Linked DNA regions of Homo sapiens: region 2 is linked to region 1. Evidence: read pairs that join two places in POLR2A ChIA-PET (ENCODE). Cell type or tissue: PC-3. All regions are shown on one strand. Each heading gives the region's core, and the rest is flanking DNA. Links, peaks and the distances in the headings are about the cores only. Region 1 overlaps CLIC4 (chloride intracellular channel 4). Region 2 holds the start of LOC124904829 (small nucleolar RNA U13).

The links. ChIA-PET counts read pairs that join two places held together with the same protein. Peaks named below come from ENCODE experiments on the same cell type or tissue, not always from the same donor. Only the 100,000 strongest peaks of a DNase experiment are listed, where the experiment ranks them.
Region 2: POLR2A ChIA-PET joins it to region 1 with 12 read pairs; 6 of 35 experiments call an interaction of 5 or more read pairs at or near these places.

Annotation. Positions count from the first base shown.
Region 1 is chr1:24,766,970-24,775,311 of GRCh38, reverse strand. The region is part of intron 1 of CLIC4 (chloride intracellular channel 4); the gene reads right to left. Among named protein-coding and RNA genes, the nearest start is that of CLIC4, 26 kb to the right of the region's middle. In PC-3, for the core only: no CTCF peak of the experiment used is centred there; a DNase peak (open chromatin) is centred at 4,911; H3K27ac peaks cover 676 bases.
Region 2 is chr1:24,658,878-24,667,219 of GRCh38, reverse strand. SRRM1 (serine and arginine repetitive matrix 1) reads right to left here. Exons shown (of 17, transcript NM_005839.4): 10 at 6,421-6,501; 11 at 5,824-5,910; 12 at 4,416-4,560; 13 at 295-405. LOC124904829 (small nucleolar RNA U13) reads left to right here and starts at 133; the gene lies at 133-237. In PC-3, for the core only: no CTCF peak of the experiment used is centred there; no DNase peak of the experiment used is centred there.

The DNA.
Region 1 (8,342 bases), core at 238-8,237:
AACATCAAGCAGATTCAATACAAATAATGCCATACCTAAGTATATCATAATTGAAATAATGAAAAGCAAAAAAAAAAAAAAAAAAAAGAAAGAAAGAAAGGAAGAAAAAGAAAATCTTCACGGTAGCTAGAAAAAAACAACACATTGCATACAAGGAAATAATAATTTGAATGACTGTTGAATTATCATTTGGAGTAATGGAGGCCAGAAAACATGGAATCACTTTCTTTTTTTTTTTTTTCAGATGGAGTCTCACTCTGTCACCCAGGCTGGAATACAGTGGTGTGATCTCGGCTCACTGCAACCTGTGCGTCCTGGGTTCAAGCGATTCTCCCGCCTCAGCTGCCCCAGTAGCTGGGATTACAGGCATGCGCCACCACATCCAGCTAATTTTTGTATTTTCAGTAGAGTCAGGTTTTCACCATGTTGGCCAGGCTGGTCTTGAATTCCTGACCTCAGGTGATCCACCCACCTTGGCCTCTCAAAGTGCTGTGATTATAGGCATGAGCCACTGCCCTCGGTCCTTTTTTTTTCAGACAAGGTCCCGCTCTGTCGCCTAAGCTGAAGCGCAGCTCTCACTGCAGCCTCGATCTCCAGGGATCAAGCCATCCTCCCACCTCAGCCTCGCAAGTAGCTGGGACCAGGCACCTGCCACCATGTCCAGCTATTTTTTCAATTTTTTGTAGAGACAGGGTCTCACTAGGTTGCCCAAGATGGTCTCGAACTCCTGGGCTCAAGAGATCTTCCACTTCAGCCTCCCAAAGTGCTGAGATTACAGGCATGAGCCACCACGCCCAGTCAAGAACATTTTTTAAATTGCTGAAAGAATAACAATAACAACAATAAAAATCAACTCAAAATTCTATTTCCAACAAAACCATCTTTAAAGAATGGAAGAGAAGTCAAGACATTTTCAGATACAACTATTTAGAATGTGAAAGTTTGGCACTAAATGACTTAATTTCAGAAACACAGAACACTAATTTGTTTTTATTATATTAATCCATGATTATTTTATTTAAAAAAGAAGTTACTTAGCTGGGCGTGGTGGCTCACGCCTGTAATCCCAACACTTTGGGAGGCCAAGGCAGGCGGACTGCCTGAGCTCAGGAGTTTAAGACCAGCCTGGGCAACACGGTGAAACCCCGTCTCTACTAAAAATACAAAAGAAATTAGCCAGGTGTCGCAGTGTGCACCTGTAGTCCCAGCTACTCGGGAGGCTGAGGCAGGAGAACTGTTTGACTCCAAGAGGCAGAGGTTGCAGTGAGCCAAGATCGCACCACTGCACTCCAGCCAGGGCCACAGAGGGAGACTCCATTTATACAACAAAAAAAATTAAAATTAAAATAAAAAAGAAACATGCTCCTTTATAATTATTCTCACTTTGGTTACATCAAAAAAAAGTGCATCTCTGGCTGGGTGCAATGGCTCACACCTGTAATCCCAACACTCTGGGAAGCCAAGGTGGGAGGATCACTTGAAGCTGGGAGTTTTGAGACCAGCCTGGACAACACAGTGAGACCCCCATCTCTATGAAAAATAAGAAAATTAGCCAGATATGGTAGTACACACCTTTAGTCCTAGCTACTCAGAAGGCTTAAGCAGGAGGATCACTTGAGCCCAGGAGGTCAAGGATGTAGTGAGCTATGATCTTACCACTGCACTCTAGCCTGGATGACAAAGTGAGGCCCTGTCAAAAAAAAAAAAAAAAAAAAAAAAAGGTGCATCTCAAACTTTTTCATTGTCTAGCCCTCATTTTTAAAAAATATCTGCTAACCAAAGATAAATTCACTAACTGCCAGGGTCTTCCCTTGTTTATCAACTAAAGACAACTATGTTGGGACATAGGTGAAATGCTTCTGCAAGTCAAAATGCAGCAACCCACTTTCCTTAAGGGTATACACATTATACTGTAGTATAAACTAGATTCACAAAGAATCCCAAGAGTACAAGAAAACAATGAAATGTTCAAGAAATTAATATTATTCTTCCCCATCTATGCTTAAGGCAGCTATTTCTGTTCATCAAGTTCTCAGACCAATTTTAACTAGACACTCCACCAAGAGTTCAGTAGTAGAGTCAAAAATCCAATTTTCCCTTTGTAAAAAACCTAAATTCTGCAGAAAGTTTTTTCTTTTTAAGAGATTACATTCCAGGTGAAGTGTGAAAAAAGAGAGATTACAGTTTAAGTAAACAAAAGGAAAATAAAGAATTCAGAGGGTAAATGAGATATGTGGGGGACTTTTAAAACACAATTGCTTGACATGCACAGAAAATTGGCTGTAAGGATATATATCACAATATTGCTTAAAGCCAAATTTCAGACCTCTAAATGACTAAGAACAATGGATTAATGAAGATGACCATAAACAATGAAAAACTGCAATCATGAAAATGCTATACAATATTTTATTAATAGTATAAAATATTAGCTCTCAACAAACATGAATAAATTAATGAATCTTCCTCATTTGTTTTAATTTTGGATTATGTATTTTTAAATGTTCATTAAAATATATTACAAAATCAGCCGGGCGCTGTGGCTCACACCTGTAATCCCAGCACTTTGGGAGGCCAAGGTGGGTGGATCATGAGGTCAGGGGTTCAAGACCAGCCTGGCCAAGATGGTGAAACCCCGTCTCTACTAATAATACAAAAATTAGCTGGACACGGTGGCGGGCACCTGTAATTCCAGCTACTCAGGAGGCTGAGGCAGGAGAATCGCTTGAATCTGGGAGGCGGAGACTGCAGTGAGCTGAGATCGTGCCACTGCACTCTAGCCTGGGCGAGAGAGCAAGACTCCGTCTCTCTCTATATATATACATTACAAAATTAGTTTCCGCAAAAATTATATATTCAACACTGTATTTCAGCTGTGAAAGTTAATATTCAGAATTCTTGTCTATCTTCTTTGCTGGCCTAAAACTTCAAATATCTGAAGAGTATAACATAGCAGGATGTTTCTTACTGAAATATTTTACTTCGGATTTCAATGCACAGGTTACTCAAATATGATGAAGGAAAATTCTATAAATTTGACTGGCTTTAAAAAAAAAAGAAGAAGAAGAATGGTTCTGTGTCTGCTTTATTTTAGATACAACAAACAAAATCTTTCCTTAAACTTTCTTTCAGGAGCTCACCTGGGAAATAAAATATATTCTTTCGGGTCAAAGAATTCACTCCTGAAATATTTTTTCTTTCTTTGGCAAACTGCCTCCATTATCATGAAGAATTTGTATTGGCTCTATTTTTGTTATCTAATAGATTGCTTCTAATTATGAGAATTTAATTCTCTGGATCTGACGTTGGAATCTCAGGGCTCAACTTTCTGCCTAAGCCTAAGCTTAAGCCAAGCCTAAGGCTACCTTGGCATATAAAATAATACAAACTGGACTGAACATCACCTCCAAGAAATACACCCACTTGACAGATGAGGTAGCAGATCAATTAGGATACACATAGGACTTGAACCTGGCCTTCCAGTTACATAATATTCTAGTTCTCTAAACCAATCTGTTAGGTTTAGACCAATAGCTATATAGTGAGTAGCTAGTTACAAAACCCCAATTACATGTCTCAAGTTCAATAACTGAATACTACTTTTAACTCTGGTATTTTACTATGAGGTAATATAGAACACAATAACAGAAAATATTTAATATATTCTCTCTTACATGCTTATATTCCTATACTATGCACACCAATTTGCCAAAAAACACTAATAAATGCTTACTGAATTAATGAATTATCTCCTATATATAAAGGTTTGTGGTAGGGGGTAGATATAAAAGATGAAGAAAATAGTCCCTTAGTCTTTAGAAGAACATAATAATTTTTTAAATTTAAAATATAAAAAGAAGAAAAAAGAAAATAATCCCTTATCCTTGATCTCCTGGAATTTACATTCTAGCCTGGAACAAAAATGTAATTAAAGGTGATTCAGATGAGTGGCAGAATATAAAAATGCACAAACTGCCCCAAACAGTAGGAAAGAGTAGTTCTGCTAAGGGAACAACATGGTCAGAGAAGGATTCAGAACAGATTCCAACTTAGGCTTGGAGAACATTTAGTTTCATGAACTGATCCCTAAAACCCCGAAATATGTTAAGCTAAACTTTTTACACAATTAGTTGTATTCCAAAGTATTTATAGTAAGATGCGCCACAGATGTGTGTATATAGTTCTTCTCTTCAGAAGCATAGCACGTTCGTAAGGGCTTGAGTGTTTAGGAATGCTTGCAAAGGGCTCTAAGAAGGAACACAAGAGTTGGAAATAATTATTGTAAGAATGCTTTGGGGGACTTTTCAAAGTCCTTATTTGAGAAGGACATGTGCTGTGACCAGAAGCAGATTTATTCCATCATTCCGTTCTATTACAATCTCTCTAACCAGCCAATCAGAAGAAATCCTATTACCATTTAGCCATACTGAGATCTGCTTTAATGGTTAAAAATGGAATAAACCAAGAAAATACTAAGTAAAACACGTTTCTTACAACTTACAAAGATGAGTCCAGCCTCACAGTAAAAATATGTGACAAAGACTCAAGGATAAAACCAACTCAAAAAACAAAAAAAAAAGAAGAAGAATTGGTGTGAGGAAAATGACAAGGTCAAGAAATTAAAGAAGCTAATTTATTTATAACCTCCCCTCAAAGGGAGGCATAAGTGACTATGCTTCATATACAAAGCAACTTTTTAAAAATTTGTGTGCTTGTTTTACAGAAAGATTCCTTATAATTTTTTTATTCTTTTTTTAAAGAAGCAAAGGCAGGCAGACTATAAGACTAATCAGTTTGGTAAGTGAGCCAAAAGCAAGGGGGGAAAAAACAGATCCAAAAGCACTGGCTGATCTCATTAGCTTTGCTTAAGAAACTTTATAGATGTGACTTCACTCCTGGATTACACGTCTATATTTAGTTTATACCTAATATGGATAAAGTCTTGAACCAACAGTCATTTCCTCTCTCCACAAAAAGAAACTTCCTTGCCTTTTTTTTTTTTTTCTACCAACCTCTGAAGGGGGAGGAAGGGAGAAAGGGAGAGGGCAGAAAGAAAAGAACTCACAGAAAAATAATTAACAAATTAGTATATGATTTTTGTTAAACTTGAACCATTTAGACATTTCTCAATTGGAAAACAATCCTAAAATCAAAATATGTGAGGCCAAGCACAATGGCTCATGCCTGTAATGGGAGGCCAAAGTGGGAGGATAACTTGAGTCCAGGAGTTCAAGACCATCTTAGGCAACACAGTGAGACCTCATCTCCACAAAAAAATTAATTTAAAAAAAATTAGCTGGGCATGGTGGCACTGCAAGTCCCAGCTACTCAGGGAGCTAAAGGAGGAGGATCACTTGAGCCCAGGAGGTCAAGGTGGCAGTGACCTGTGATGACACCACTGCACTCCATCCTGGGCAACAGTGAAACTCTGCCTTAAAAAAAAAAAAGACATTCAAGTCAGGTTCCTTAACAAGTTTATAAATAAACCCTCTAAAGTGCTTTATAAAATACTAATTAACCAGGCCCCCAAAATGCAACGAGGTGAGGTAATGGAAATTTTAGTTGCCTTTCAAATTTTACCAAGAGAACTGAAAGCAACCAAAGTCATCTAATGAACCATCTAGGCTCACTAGTTGTTAGTATGTTTTAGAAATATCCTTAAATATTCTCAGAATTTTTTTTTCAGGGTGACTGAAAACAGAACATAAGAAATTCTGTTAGGAAAGCATTCAAGTTTCAAATAAATAGAGAAAAATAACATAAACAAAGTTATTGATTCAGGTTCTGAAATCCCAAAGACGTTAGTACAAATCACAGTACTGCTACTTACTGGCCCTGCAACCATACCCAAACAATGATCTCTCTAATTCTCATGTGTTAAACAGTATTGATAGCACCTATTTCAAAGTTTATATGAGGATTAAATTAGCTAACACATGCAAACGGCTGGCACACTGTGCCTGGCCCATAGTAAGCACCCAATGCTATCTATTACCTCATGACCATTATTCTGGCTTTAGTAGGGAAACAAAAACTTACTGATCATTTTTTATATATCTGTTTATTCTGTATAGTGATAAATTAAGTAGCTTCAGAAAACTTATAACATTATTATAAAATAAAGATTTTAAAGTCACTTCATGATTCTTACATTATGTTTTTTTGTTTGTTTTCTTTTGTTTTGAGACAGAGTCTCACTCTGCCACCCAGGCTGGAGTGGAGTGGTGCAATCAGAGTGGCTCACTACAGCCTCAATCTCCTGCTTCAGCCCCACTAGTAGCTGAGACCACAGGCATGTGCCACCATGCCCCGCTATTTTTAATTATCATTAAATAAATGATAGAGATTATATCTACCAATTACAGACATGCTAAAGTTTTCTTTCTTTTTCTTTTTTTTTTTTTTTTTGGTGAGGCAGAGTCTCACTCTGTCGCCCAGGCTGGAGTGCAGTGGCACAATCTCGGCTCACTGCAACCTCCACCTCCTGGGTTCAAGTGATTCTTCTGCCTTAGCCTCCCGAGTAGCTGGGACTACAGGCACATGCCACCATGCCTCCTAATTTTTGTATTATGAGTAGAGATGGGGTTTCACCATCTTGGCCAGGCTGGTCTCGAACTCCTGACTGACCGCCTCAGCCTCCCAAAGTACAGGGATTACAGGCGTGAGCCACCGCACCCGGCCGACATGTTAATGTTTTAAGCTTTATCATCTCATTGTGGTATAAGATGAAAAAGTCTAAAAACAATAATCTTAGATAGAGTCTAGAAAAATTAGAAGACTTCATTTTTACTCCTTAAAAATTACTAAATATAAAACCTGTAGATCTACACTATCTCAACTTCTTCCAGACAAATTAAATAAAAAGAGCTTAATCTCTTCTCTTTAAGAGAAATGTAGATGTGTTAAAAATATAAGCACGTCTACATTTCCTTTAAAGAAAGCATTAGATAAAGGCTAGTTAATATATGACCTGTTCAGTTGTAAAGGTGAATACCACAAAAATCAAGAAATAGTGAAATTTGGTAGCACAGGAAGCCAAAATCCATAATTCAAAAGTACTTTTACCCAGCACTTTGGGACGCCACCACAAGGGGATTACTTGAGTTCAGGAATTTGGGACCAGCCTGGGCAACATGGCAAGATCCCCATATCTTAAAAAAATGAAAATTTTGGCTGGGCGTGGTGGCTCATACCTGTAATCCCAACACTTTGGGAGGCCAAGGAGGGCGGATCACCTCATGTCAGGAGTCCGAGATCAGCCTGACCAACATGGAGAAATCCCGTCTCTACTAAAAATACAAAAATTAGCCAAGCGTGGTGGCAAGCGCCTGTAATCCCAGCTACCCGGGAGGCTGAGGCAGAACTGCTTGAACCTGGGAGGCAGAGGTTGTAGTTAGCCGAGATCATGCCACTGCACTCCAGCCTGGGCGACAGAGCGGAACTCCATGCCAAAAAAAATATATATATATATAATTTTAATTAAAAATTTTTAATTAAGAGTATTTGTACAGAACCAATAAGATCCTATGTCATAGATTATTCCTCTTTACTTTTGCACTTTCACATTAACAAAAAAGAGAGAGAGGAAAAAAAGAAAAACATTCTCACTACTAATGGACTCTCAAGCTTTAGCTACAAGTCCAGCAAGAGCTGCTGAGGCCGATGGACTAAGATGGCAGAGTCCAATCTGACTGTCCTTTAGTTACCTAGTAAGTGTCAACAGGATCAGGGTTCACTGAAGTTAATTCAAGAGCAAACTCAAGCTTAACCTTGAACTTTTTTTGTACTAACCCTGCTCTTTTGATAAAGAATGAAAAGTTCCCACCTGGTGGTAGTGGCAGTCTGGCAGATGCTTCTAATCCTGAAGGTTGAAACCACATATGGTATATTGAATATAATAAACTAACCATAGGCCAAGCCAACATGGTCTTAATTCTGCATTCCTAAAGGCAAAATAGTAAGCAAACAAGGCTTACTATGAGTTAGACTCTAAGGGCTTTTCTTATATTAACTCTTATAATCTTTACAAAAGCCCAAGATTACCCCAGTGGGGACACCAAGGCAACTAGTGAAGGGTAGAACTAGGATTCAAACACAGGCCACATGGCTCGGGAGTCCACACTCTTAGCCACTACATCAAGCTTGTCCAACCTGAGGTCCGTGGGCCACATGTGGCCCAGGACCACTTTGAATGAAGCCCAACACAAATCCATAAACTTTCTTAAAACATTATAAGGTTTTTTTGGTTTTTCTTTTCTTTTTCTTTTTTTTTTTTTTTTTTTTTTTTAGCTCATCAGCTATTGTTAGTGTATTTTTTGTGTGGCCCAAGGTAATTCTTCTTC
Region 2 (8,342 bases), core at 87-8,086, 110 kb after region 1:
GTTTTCTATCTCTATAGATTTGTGTATTCTAGACTTTTCATATAGATGGAATCATACGTGTTCTTTTATGACTGGCTGAACAATGCTAGTCTGCTTACTCTAATAAGATATAATCATCAGAAAGATTCAGAGATCCTTTTGTAGTTCATAAGCATGATGATTGGGTTTTCACATGCACACATGAGCTGTGCCTCTCTCCAACCTTGTTAGGAAGTGAGCACCATTACTCATCTGATGTTATCAGGGGCGGGGGGAGTTGGGGAGATGCTCCAGTTAGCATATTTGACAAAGTACCTTCGTCGTGGTGGTGGTGTGGGAGTCCTGCGCCGTCGAGGAGGAGGGGCGGGAGAAGGAGACCGTCGCCTTCTGGTGGGTGGTGGGGATGGACTTCTCCTCCGTCTACCACTAAACCAAGAAGAATTATAGTTAATTTTTTTTCTTTTTTTTGTGTGTGTGTGATGGCGTCTCACTCTGTCGCCCAGGCTGGAGTGCAATGGCATGATCTTGGCTCACTGCAACCTCCGCCTCCCAGGTTCAAGCAATTCTCCCCCCTCAGCCTCCTGAGTAGTTGGGATTACAGGCACCCATAATCATGCCTGGCTAATTTTTTAAAATATTTTTGTAGAGACGGAGTTTCACCATGTTGGCCAAGCTGGTCTTGAACTCCTGACCTCAGGTGATCTGCCTGCCTCAGCCTCCCAAAGTGCTGGGATTATAGGTGTGAGTTACCACGCCTGGCCTATATAGTTAACTTTGAGTCAGTGGCATTTATAGTTAAGTGACCCAGAAGACACGGTTTCAATTATCATTAACCCCAAGGGCAGCAATGGTTACTAAGTTTCAGAACAGTGTTTTTCAAACTACAGGTCAAGATCATCAGTCAAGACCCTGGGTGGCAGCATTAAAAAACTTAATAAAACCAGAGTGTTTTACTTGTGACAAGGGTAAGTACCGTTTTGTGAAATTTTTCTTTTACTCTGGATCACAATACCAAACATTCTTGACATGACACAGAGTGAAAAAGTTCGGCAACAGCACATAAGAGCACTGCTTTTTATTGGGGATGCACATTAGAACCACCTAGGAAGCTTATGTGAGATTTATGCCTACCAGGTCTGGGCTAAGGTCCAGCCAGGTGTTTTTGGGAAAGGCTCTCCAGGTGATTCTAATTCCTTATTAGGAATCAACTGCTTTAGAGACTCTAATACAGAAATTCAAAAATGCCAATAGTCACAAGTGGCTTAAGACCCAAGTCTGGACGTCTCTGCTCCAAGCTCTTAATTTTTTTTGCCCAGGACAGGACTCATGCTTCCTGTGAATCTGGAATTATGTTTTGTCTTGGTTCCCGTTAGAAACTAAGAAATCTCTGTTAACTGAACAGACAAAATCCTAAAAGTCACCACTAAATTTTTCAACTTAAATCTGCTTATGCTTTGTGGGGACTAAGACCTCACACTAAATACATATAAAATATTCAAAACCAGGCTCTATCTCCCCTTCTTTTCTTGAGACAGAGTCTCGCTCTGTTGCCCAGGCTGGAGTGCACTGGCACGATCTGGGCTTACTGCAAGCTCTGCCTCCTGGGTTCACACCATTCTCCTGCCTCAGCCTCCCAAGTAGCTGGGACTACAGGTGCCCGCCACCACACCCAGCTAATTTTTTGTATTTTTAGTAGAGACGGGGTTTCACCGTGTTAGCCAGGATGGTCTTTATCTCCTGACCTCGTGAACCACCCGCCTCGGCCTCCCAAAGTGCTGGGATTACAGGCGTGAGCCTCTTTTTTTTTTTTTGAGACGGAGTTTTGCTCTTGTTGCCCAGGCTGGAGTGCAATGGCACGATATCGGCTCACTGCAACCTCCACCTCCCGGATTCAAACGATTCTCCTGCCTGAGCCTCCCGAGTAGCTGGGACTACAGGCATGCGCCACCACGCCCGGCTAACTTTTTTGTATTTTTAGTAGAGATGGGGTTCCGTCGTGTTGGCCAGGCTGGTCTCAAACGTCTGATCTCAGGTGATCCACCCAACTCAGCCTCCCAAAGTGCTGAGATTACAGGCATGAGCCACCGCACCCGGCCTCTATCTCCCCTTCTAAAATACGATACTGAAGCATAATTCCAAATAATCCTTCCTCCATCTCTAAATCCTAGGAACCTGATGGCAATTTCTAATGGCATTAAACTTGAAGCTGCTGGTATATAACTTAAAATACTTTTTAAATGACGAGAAACAAAACAAAAACATCCTGGAGTAGAGCAATAAACATTAGTGTTGATTTTACTGCTGTGAGGAATCTCTTTCCAGAACAGAAAGTAGTGCCATAATTTGGTGGGGGGGTGGGGAGGGAAGGGGAGATGAAAGAGAAGAAATTGCACCACTAATCTAACTCTGTAAAGCAATTGTTTAGTTGCTGTGCTAGCAACTTCACAAAAGCCAGAGATAATTATAGCTGGGAAAGGAATGCTTTAGCAGCCAAACTAATCTTTTTTAGGTTTTTATCTTTTATTATCATGGAGCAGTTTCCTCCACAGTGTAAATACCCCGTGCTTTGCTCCATCACAAACACTGCTCACTGGTTCCTTTCCAAGAAAACACTCTTATTGATGAGATTACCTAAAACAACACAGCTTCAAAAACTGAGCTACAAAAAGGACAGTGGGATAGCTTCAGCAAGGATAAATACTTCAAAATTCAGTGGCAGCTAAGGCCCCAAAAGCAGAAAGCTGGTTAAGACAGACTAGTGTAATGCCAAATGTATAGGTCTAAGATCCAACTTTGTCACTTTGCGGCCCTAAGAAACTACCCCATCAGGGCCGCTATCTTCTCACTTATGAGAGTAAGGCCTGAATTAGGGATTTGGCTCTAAAATTTTACAGTTTTATGGTCACAGTGACACTAATAATCAAAAGTTTCAATAAAGATATGCAGGTCGGGCCCAGTGGCTCATGCCTGTAATCCCAACACTTTGGGAGGCCGAGGCGGGTGGATCACCTGACTTTAGGAGTTTGAGACCATCCTGGCCAACATGGCGAAATCCCTTCTCTACTAAAAATACAAAAATTAGCTGGGCATGGTGGCATGTGCCTGTAGTCCCAGCTACTCAGGAGGCTGAGGCAGGAGAATCGTTTGAACCTACAAAGCAGAAGTTGCAGTGAGCCGAGGTCGCACCAATGCACCCCAGCCTGGGTGATAGAGCCAGACTCCATCTCAACAAAAAAAAAAAAAAAAAAAAAAAGAGAGCTATGCAACCCACCTTTCTAGTACTGGAAAGACTGAACAGGGCCAAAGCCTTCCATTCGCTTTTATTTATTATTATTATTATTATTATTATTATTATTATTATTTTTGAGAGGGAATTTAGCTCTGTTGCCAGGCTGGAGTACAGTGGCGTGATCTCAGCTCATTGCAACCTCCGCCTCCTGGGTTCAAGCGATTCTCCTGCCTCAGCCTTCCGAGTAGCTGGGATTACAGGCACGCGCCAACACTCCCAGCTAATTTTTGTATTTTTAGTAGAAATGGGGTTTCACCATGTTGGCCAGGATGGTCTTGATCTCCTGACCTCGTGATCCTCTCACTTTTAATATTTCTAAAGTTTCTCCCTAGTTTTTCCTTGCCCTCCCTAATGTCACCACAAATACAAAGTCCCTCCCCCCAAATCTAAGGAGCAATAATCCTATCTCTGGAAAAGTATCCAGATACTGTTAAAAATCTGCGTGCTGCTTGATGTAAGTTGATGCAAATTATCACAAAAGAGCACAACCAGATATTAAAAATCTAAGTTCAAATAAGGGTCTAAACCAAATAGCTCATGTATAATTCTCCCTATCATTAATCTAATGTGTTAAAAAAAATACTCAAACCAAAACAACTTAGGATCTGCACATTCACAGCCACAGCCACCATATATTTAAGAATGAGATGAGGTCACCTAAATAGGAAATTAAGTCACTACAATTTTTGACATGTAACCCTAATTTACAAAGTAGTGTCTAACCAACCTTTTAGTCACTGGCGATTGCCATCGCTTTCCCATCTGCATCCTGAGAGCAGTGGAGAAAAACAAATGTCAAGAATTCCATTCACTAAATTATTTACTTGGGTGGATTAAGTACCATTAATGGAGACATTTTTAAATATTCAAAGATGTTCAGGAGTTACTGCTATAATAGTTTGGTTTATTTTTCTAATCATGCACACATATATGACATGGTGGTTTAAAATTTACCAATTCTAAATTAATTATTAATAACCACCAATAAAGCAAAAACAAAACAAAACAGAAACCCTAAAAAGCAAACAAAAATCCAACCACATCCAAATACTTGAAGGAGTTAACCAAATTCTCAAATAATCCCAAGTTATCAAATTTCATCACAATTACAGAACATCAGTGAACATCACTGAAGCAAAGATGTTACCGAGGGGAAGTCTCTTTTTGGCGCTTTCGTGGTGATGGAGAAGCACTCCGGGAAGGGGAATGTCTCCGCCGCCTGCCAACCTCACCATTCTTCACATGGGATCTCTTGGGTCGTTCATCTTCTGAGGAGGAGGAGGAGCCAGAGTCTATAATTACAAAATTAAAAAAATATTACATTAGGTTTGTGCTTGAATCTGTCCAAGTTTTCTGAAATCTAGGTGGATGGAGTGTTCACTAGGGTAAGCAAGCATGTATACAGGCCATCAGTTCTGAACAGAATCATTATCAATATATGATCAATGATTTCAAAGCCAAGCATATTATTTAAATAAGACATAGAAATAATTTCCACAGTGTAATCCAATCAAGATGGCATACTCTAAGAAGTTTGAGCTGGGCACGGTGGCTCACCCCTTTAACCCCAGCATTTGGGAGGCCAAGGCAGAAAGACCGCTTGTGCCTCCTGAGTAGCTGGGATTACAGGTCTGCACCATCATGCCTAACTAATCTTTGTATTTTTAGTTGAGACAAGGTTTTGCCATGTTGGCCAGGCTGGTCTCGAACTCCTGACCTCAAGTGATCCATCTACCTCAGCCTCCCAAAGTGTTGGGGTTACAGGTTAAGCCACCATACCCAGCCTGGTATATTCTTACAATAAAAAATGCAAATAGTAAAATAATAGGGTAGATTATTATTATTTTTTTTGTGGAAACAAAGCCTTGCTCTGTTGCCCAGGCTCCCAGGCTGGAGTGCAGTGGCGCGATCTCAGCTCACTCACTGCAACCTCTGCCTCCTGGGTTCAAGGGATTCTCCTGCCTGGGCCTCCCAAGTAACTGGGATTACAGGTGTGCGCCACTATGCCCGGTTAATTTTTGTATTTTTCGTAGAGATGGGGTTTCGCCCTATTGGCCAGGATGGTCTTGAACTCCTGATCTCGGCCTGCTCACCTCGGCCTCCCAAAGTGCTGGGACTACAGGTGTGAGCCACTGCGCCCAGTCTAGATTTTTAATAGGGAAAGATGTTCTAAATATACTGTTAAGTTAAAAAGTGAGGCAACATATCTACAGTTGAGCTTCTGTGGGGTTTTTTCTTTTCCTTTTTCTATATGCACAGAAAATTTCTGAATAAAAGCTTTAGGAGGTTGGAAAAAGAATGATACGTTTCCAATTTTATACTTCTGTTTTCTGTTTCACTATTGTATCCTAGGGACCTATTACTTTTATAACAATGTAACAGAAAATTAAATTTTGCAAAAGGACTTAAAACCAAAAAAAGAAACAATCCTGCCTCCTCAGACAGATTTCTATGTAGGCAAGTAAGTACTCATGCTGCACACACAGATGTTTATATACCAAGTATTTTTTAATAGGAAATACAGGTAGAAAAAAAACTTTCATCACCATCCATACCAGATGAAGACTGCTGGTTTTGTCGTCTGTATTGGCGTCTCTGCTGCACAGAATCTGCTGCAGCCATTTTGCCACCTTTATCTTCTTCTGAAAGATGGATGCATTTAGAAAGTGTTTCTTTAGTTAAGCATATAGAAAATTTGCAATTTGAATAGGAAAATAGTCTCTCAAACCTTCATTTGGTTGGATCAAAAATACAACTACTATATATTTTTTTTAAAAAGAGTTTAAAATGCCAATTCACAGGCTGATTTAGACTATCTTCACCAAATATAATAAAATTTATTTAGGCATTTACTACAGGTCAGGCTGGTGCCAAGCATTTTACAAGCAGATACAGTTAACTGTCAAAAACCTCTACTGTCCCTATTTCGGAGATGAAAGAAGAAAGGCTCAGATAAGTTAATTAAAACAGAAACAGTTAAATTCTGGAATGGGGGATTCCACCCAAGTCTGTCTGCCTTCAGAGTCTTAGCTCTTACCCTATACTTAATCTTCAAGCAGAAGGGGATGACCAAATGTGCAAAAAATCAAAATCAGCTTTAAGAAAAACAAAAACAAACAAACCAAAATCACAAAAAAAAACAACAAACTTACCCGATTCAGATAACTCTACTTTTCTAGGCTTCGGTGCTGGTGAAGGGGATTCTCTTTTCTCAGTACCTTTATGTTTTGTCACTAAAAAAGAATAAGAGTGGAAAAAAGCTTACGTACAAAAAAAGGTCTATACAAGATGCTTTTCTTTTAATTTTTAAAAATTTATTATTATTTTTAAATAAAGATGGGGTCTCACTATATTAGTCAGGCTAGTCTTGAACTCCTGACCTCAAGCAATCCTCCTGCCTGAGCCTCCCAAAGTGTTGGGATTACAGGCACAAGCCACTGTGCCCAGCCAAGATGCCTTCCTGCTATTACAAAAATGGGTGTGACTACTCTCAAAAAGAATTTATGAAGACTTAAAAAATTCCTGTAAGACCTTGTTGTCATATCTGAACATTATCTGAAGTGAGACAAGAATTTTTAAATGTTTAATGAAAAGCCTCAAAAAGTTCTACAATGATTTTCAAATCTTGAGATTCTCCCAAGAAAACCAACAGTTAAAGGAAATTGGGAGCTGCTACTGAGTAGAACAAGCTCAGTAAAGTAAACCTCTGTGTGCTACACGAGCTCCACAATCTAAAATACACACCCTCCACACCCACACTCACTCCCTCACACTCAACTTCAGAGACTTCATCAACATGAAAGCTTTTAAGCAACCACAATAGGTGGGTTCAGAAAAGTAAAAGATGATAAATGATTAAGAAATAAGATCTCATGAAACTTTCACAAAGATATTTGGTCTAGAAAAGAAGAATGACTGCCCAACAGGTTAAAGGTTCTTTATGTAGAGCATAATCTTCACAATAGCACAGGGGATTTAAACTACCCATGAAAAAAAGCAGACCGCCACAAATAGTAAAAATGATTAAATACAAAGACGAGGATTCTTTCCAAAGAGCTAGAAAGAAAAAAAGGCATTTCTATACCTCAAGTAGTAGGAGAGCAGTGGGTATCCTATGAATTATCCAATTGTCTTTTACCAATAACATAGAAATATGGTAACTACCTTTTGTAAGCCTGCTGTATTAGACACACTATTAACACAGTAGTATCACATCCCTTTCTCCCTGTTCCATTTCACAAGAGAGGAAACCTGAGGCTTAAAAAGAAGCAACTTCACCTCAGTCACAAAGACAATTTAAGTGAGCTAAGATGTGAATCCAAGAATCTATTTTTAGGCCATGGGTTTTAATCTCAACAACTAACTCTGCTTATAGTATCTATCCATTGCTACAACTAAAATCATAAGTATATTCACATATAAACATATATATACCATAAATTAACCTAAAACACCACTTGAGAACATCCCAATAAGAAATAAACCTACAGACAATTTGATCCTCTCAGGATCCTGATACCTGTTTTGTGTGATTAAAGCAATTGCCATGGAATGTTTGACTCAGAATACAGATACATCTCATTTAACAGACACTCACATTCAGAATTCTGTAATGGTTTATTCCAAGGGGCAGTAATTAGAGAACCAGTGATCTAACACAGTAATCGCATCTTTGCTAAAGAAGTCAAAATGAAGAATTTACCAGTATGCCTTTTCAATGAACAGACTTTTCCCTTTCTCTCTCTTTTTTTTTTTTTGAGACAGAGTTTCGCTCTTGTTGCCTAGGCTGGAGTGCAATGGCATGATCTCGGCTCACTGCAACCTCCGCCTCCCGGGTTCAAGGGATTCTCCTGCCTCAGCCACCTGAGTAGCTGGGATTACAGGCATGCGCCAACCACGCCCGGCTAATTTTGTATTTTTAGTAGAGACAGGGTTTCTCCATGTTGGTCACGCGGGTCTTGAACTCCCAACCTCGGGTGATCCACCCACCTCTGCCTCCCAAAGTGCTGGGATTACAGGCGTGAGCCACCGCGCCCAGCGACTTTTCTTAAAATTTCTACGTAATAAGCCATTT